Linked DNA regions of Homo sapiens: region 1 is linked to region 2. A link is an interaction called in ENCODE POLR2A ChIA-PET data of the cell type or tissue named here. Cell type or tissue: HepG2. All regions are shown on one strand.

Region 1 (2,500 bases), 68 kb after region 2:
ATAGTAAAGCTTTCCAGCACCATTCAGACTTGTTGGGAAGATTTTTTCCAGGGTGCAGTTTCTTTTTTTTTTTTCTTTTTTGTTTTTGAGATGGAGTCTCACTCTGTTGCCCAGGCTAGAGTGCAGTGGCACAATCTGAGGTCACCGTAACCTCTGCCTCCCAGGTTCAGGTGATTCTCCTGCCTCAGCCTCCCGAGTAGCTGGGATTACAGGTGCCCACCACCACACCTGGCTAATTTTTGTATTTTTAGTAAAGATGGCATTTCACCATGTTGGCCAGGCTGGTCTTGAATCCCTGACCTCGTGACCGGCCTGCCTCGGCTTCCCAAAGTGCTAGGAGTACAGGCATGAGCCACCACGCCCAGCCCCAGGATGCAGTTTCATATGGAAAATACCACATGGAATCATTTCTAGAAAGCAAGAATCCCGGGGACAGCCACACCGGAGAACACCATGCAGCTGGTTGAAGGGTGAGGAAGCTGTCTGTGTAATGGCTCAAAAAGACTCCCATAAATGTTGCTAAAGTTTCCTTTTAAAAAGTCCTTTACGAGAGCATGTGTGCTGAGAACCAGGAAGAAATAGCTGAAGGGAACGCACCAGTGTTCATGGGGGTTACTGCTAGGGGCTAGGGTTGCAGAGGAAAAAAAGATAATCACTTTTTTGTTTCAATATTTCCGTATACTTTTAATTTGTTCCATTGAGCACATACTAGTTTAGGGTTTTTTCATTTGTTTTAAATTTTAAGCAAAGAAAAACCAAACACACACACACCGTAGTCACTTCCCACCCCCACACGGTGCTCCCGGCCAACCCAGGATCCTCTGCCCCAGGTGACATCAGTTCCCTGTGCGCCACATGGCACAGTTATCCCCTTACTCACAAGGGCAGGCAGAAGTGCCTTCCGCGGTGTTCTGGGGCCCAAAAGCTTATGCACTTTGGGGACACCATGTTGAGGAAAATGATACTAACCTATTACAAGTCTAAAGCAAGCTCCAGGCCTTGGAGAGGTCATCCAAGTGTCGGCCCTGGAGCTGACGCTTCCTCAATCATAGGGTGAACCGTCCCAGGGTAGCTGGGCCTGGACCCGTCTCATCAATTACAAACTCTCCCGAGCCAGTGACCCTGGGCCTCCTCGAGTTACAGAGCAAACGGTGCCGCTCAGGCCTGTCTCGGCCCCCCATCCACCGCTGCCCGGGAATGTGCTATTGCACACAGGCCTCCCCAGTGTTCTCCAGCAGTGTTGTGGGCCAGCACTAAGGTCAGCAGGCCATGGTCACCAATGACCTGTCATAGGCATCAAGCCAAATCCTACTGGACTCTGTAGGGAAGAAACAACGTATACTTCATAGATACTTACCAAGATAGCCTCCCGGATTTTGAACCAAGTGGGAAAAGTTAACAACCAAAAAAACATAACTATATATAAACCCTCCCGGGCAATGTTGGCCCACCATTGCCAACCCTCAGAAACCCACCCAGTGGGGGACACGCTGGCCACATGGTCAGAGAATTACGAACTACCTAGAAATGACCACTCCTGTTGCACAATAATGCAACACCAGAAGGCAAACAGCAGCAGCCTGTCTTCAGTTTCCACACTGTATTCATCACGAATTTTCTGTATTGATTTTTGTTTTTTAAAAATATGGCATTAAATGTTACTTATCCTAATTACTGGATTTCTGATACCCCCATTTGAGTGCCTCACTTGCCTCACCCTAAATCTAGAACTGCCCATCAGCCAAGAAAGTGCTGGGAGCCCCACTGCCTCACAGAGGCGCCAGCAGCTTCCACGCAATTCTGCCACCAGACTTCTGGTAGGCAAACACTGATCTCCCGCTCGGGGGGGCCAAATGTCAATACCCGCAGCAGGGCTTATCGCATCGCCCCGGTACAAAGGCCTCCTCTGACGCATCCCCCCAGCAGAAAGAACGTTCAGGTGTTTGATACCATGGTTGGGAACGTTCCCACAGGTAGCAGGAAGACGAATACCGCCGCTTCAGTCAATCTCATACGACGGCCCCCAAATCCCAAAAAGGCTTAGTATGAAATGCCCATCCTAGTCCGTGAGTGTGGCATGTCCGCAGTTTGTTCCTTCAGATGTTTCCTACGTTTCTTCCTTCCGGTGGGTTCTTGGCCTTGCTCACTTCAGCAGTGAAGCCGCAGACTTTTGCAGCAAGTGTTACAGCTCTTAAAGGTGGCGCATCCAGAGTTGCTCGTCTTTCCAGGTGTGTTCGTGGGCTTGCTGACTTCAGGAGTGAAGCCACATACCGTACAGTCAGTGTTACAGCTCTTAAAGGTGGTGCCAACCCAGACACTTTCTGCTTGCAGCAATAACATTTATTGCCAAGGGAGAAAGAACAAAAAGAAGAAAGCTTCCACAACCAATAAGGAGACCCGAGCGGATTGCCAGGGCTGGCGCTGGTGACCAGCTTTTATTCCCTTATTTGGCCCCACCCACATCCTGCTGATTGGTCCATTTTACAGAGAGCAGATTAGT
Region 2 (2,500 bases):
GAATCACTTCGATTTTGGTCCAGACTGAAAAACAGCACCTCCTTTATACCCGCACACGCACAGCCATTCCTACAGGACCTCACACTGCATTACTTCAAGCCCAAGGACGAAGGTGACCTCCTCCCCCTATCTGAGGTGATCCCATGCTGTGGTGGGGTCAAAGGTGTTTGAACCAGAGCGACTCCATTTGAGTGAGGGCTGGGGAAATGGGGCTGGGACTTGCTGGGCTGCATTCTCAGAAAGTTAGGCATTCCTCGTCTCTAGATGTTTACAGTTATGGCAACAAATTAATAATGTTTACTAAACAGACCCAGACTTGGGAGTGTCCAGATATCTGGATATCTGGAGAACAAAGGGATTCCTAATTTTGCTTTAAAGATGATAATATTGATTCCTGCAAAATATAATAATTAAGAAAATAAATCCTTTATCACAAACCCTTGTAGCAGAACACATCTCTCCGTATATATGAGTATCACACCTAGGGTGGACGTGTTCCTCCTTTTACTTTTGGGAACGTCCTACTCTGTCTATGGAGTAGCTGTTCTGCTGTTCTTTCACTACTTTACTCTTTTTTTTTTTTTTTTTTTTGAGATGGAGTCTCACTCTGTCGCCCAGGCTGGAGTGCAGTGGCGCGATCTCAGTTCACTGCAACCTCCACCTCCCGGGTTCAAGCGATTCTCCTGCCTCAGCCTCCCAAGTAGTTGGGACTACAGGCACCTGCCACCACACCCGGATAATTTTTTGTATTTTTAGTAGAGACAGCATTTCACTGTGTTAGCCAGGATGGTCTCAATCTCCTGACCTCGTGATCTGCCCGCTCCGGCCTCCTAAAGTGCTGGGATTACAGGCGTGAGCCACCGAGCCCAGCCTACTTTACTCTCTTAATAAACTTGCTTTTACTTTGCACTGTGGACTCACCCTGAAATCTTTCTTGCACGAGATCCAAGCACCCTTTCTTGGGGTCTGGATCTGGACCCCTGTCCTGTAACAGTGGTGCATGCCAAACTCCTACAAAAACTTGTAGGAGTTAAGAACCTTGATGGCACAGTTTGCCCTAAGGCCTATTTATAAAAGCCCTCACTTAAGAAGTAAAATTATTGGTGGAAGAATGAAAGACAATACCTCTGGCTTTAAGGAAGCCATTCTTAAAGAAGTACTAGGAAACAGCCGTGAAATCACATGAGCATACAGTGGGCTGTTTTCATTCTATCTCGTTGCACACTAGGCCCTTCATTGACGCAGCAGCTCAGTGTCGGTTCCCGGTTTCCTAATCGAAAGCAGCACCCCTCTGCACCGTGTTTGTTGAAACACACCAGCTGCCCTGTGGGAAAAACAAACACAAACTGCACTATGTACGAGTCTTCCAGGGTCATCTCGCCTGGCCCTCTATTTGTACAAGGCAGATCTGACCCTTTGTCCTTGGCTGGCCAGCTCTTCCCAGCTCTGAAGCTCTTCCCTTGGTCTTAGACCAACTGGGGTGCACAGCGTGGAATCCTGAGGCAGTGAGCAAATCCCTGGGGACACTGGGGACCCTTGAGCTCCATCCCTCAGCAGCCTGCTGCTTGGAGGCCCCACTGGCCAAAACAGTCCCTCTTCCAGGAAAGACCTCCAAGTACTCATGCAGGAGAAGAAAAATGAGATTCTGCCTTGCACTTTTATCCCTGTCTACATTTTTTTTGTTGTTGCTAAAAGACACATAAAGTCAAGAGTCAAAGTTCAAGATCCTAAATACGATTAATAATAGGATAGCCCAGCAATTGTACCCATCTGCCTTAGACAAATTCTAGCACATGTGTACAAGGAAATGTGCAAAAATGCTCACATTCACATTCATGCTGTAGAAGACCAGAAACAACAAACAGTTCATTCAAAACAGTATAGGTAAGCTTTTGTTTATTCACATAATGAAATACTACACAGCACTTAAAACAAATGAACCAAGCCACCTGTATCAACATGGATAAACCTCAGAACATACTGCTGGATTAAAAAATAAGCCACTAGCCAGGCGTGGTGGCTCACACTTGTAATCCCAGCACTTTGGGAGGCCAAAGCGGGCAGATTGCTTGAGTCCAGGAGTTTGAGACGAGTCTGGGCAACATGGTGAAGCCCCATCTCTATGAAAAATACAAAAAATTAACCAGGTGTGGTGGAGTGCACCTGTAGTCCCAGGTATTAGGAGGCTGAGGTGGGAGGACTACTTGAGCCCAAGGAGGTCAAGGATGCAGCGAGCTGCACTCTAGCCTGGGCAACAGAGTGAGACCCTATCTCAAAAAAAAAAAAATAAATGTAAGTACACTATTTATAGAAAAATCTAAAACAAGGGAAATCCAAAATAAATACATACATCTCTTCAAAGTGGAGATGGTTAGCTGTATCTATAATGTTGACAAAAATAGTCAAACTCTGTGAAACATTTAAAGACATTTATTCTGAGCCAAATATGAATGATCATGGCCCAAGGCACAGTCTCAAGAGGTCCCGAGAACATGCGCCC

The links. Peaks named below come from ENCODE experiments on the same cell type or tissue, not always from the same donor. Only the 100,000 strongest peaks of a DNase experiment are listed, where the experiment ranks them.
Region 1: POLR2A ChIA-PET joins it to region 2 with 6 read pairs; 3 of 35 experiments call an interaction of 5 or more read pairs at or near these places.

Annotation. Positions count from the first base shown.
Region 1 is chr15:31,088,224-31,090,723 of GRCh38, reverse strand. The region is part of intron 1 of TRPM1 (transient receptor potential cation channel subfamily M member 1); the gene reads left to right. Among named protein-coding and RNA genes, the nearest start is that of TRPM1, 12 kb to the left of the region's middle. In HepG2, no CTCF peak of the experiment used is centred here; DNase peaks (open chromatin) are centred at 1,163 and 1,843; H3K4me3 peaks cover 692 bases.
Region 2 is chr15:31,156,718-31,159,217 of GRCh38, reverse strand. It overlaps a transcript of TRPM1 not described here. Among named protein-coding and RNA genes, the nearest start is that of TRPM1, 56 kb to the right of the region's middle. RefSeq lists an enhancer at 1-275. In HepG2, no CTCF peak of the experiment used is centred here; a DNase peak (open chromatin) is centred at 1,337.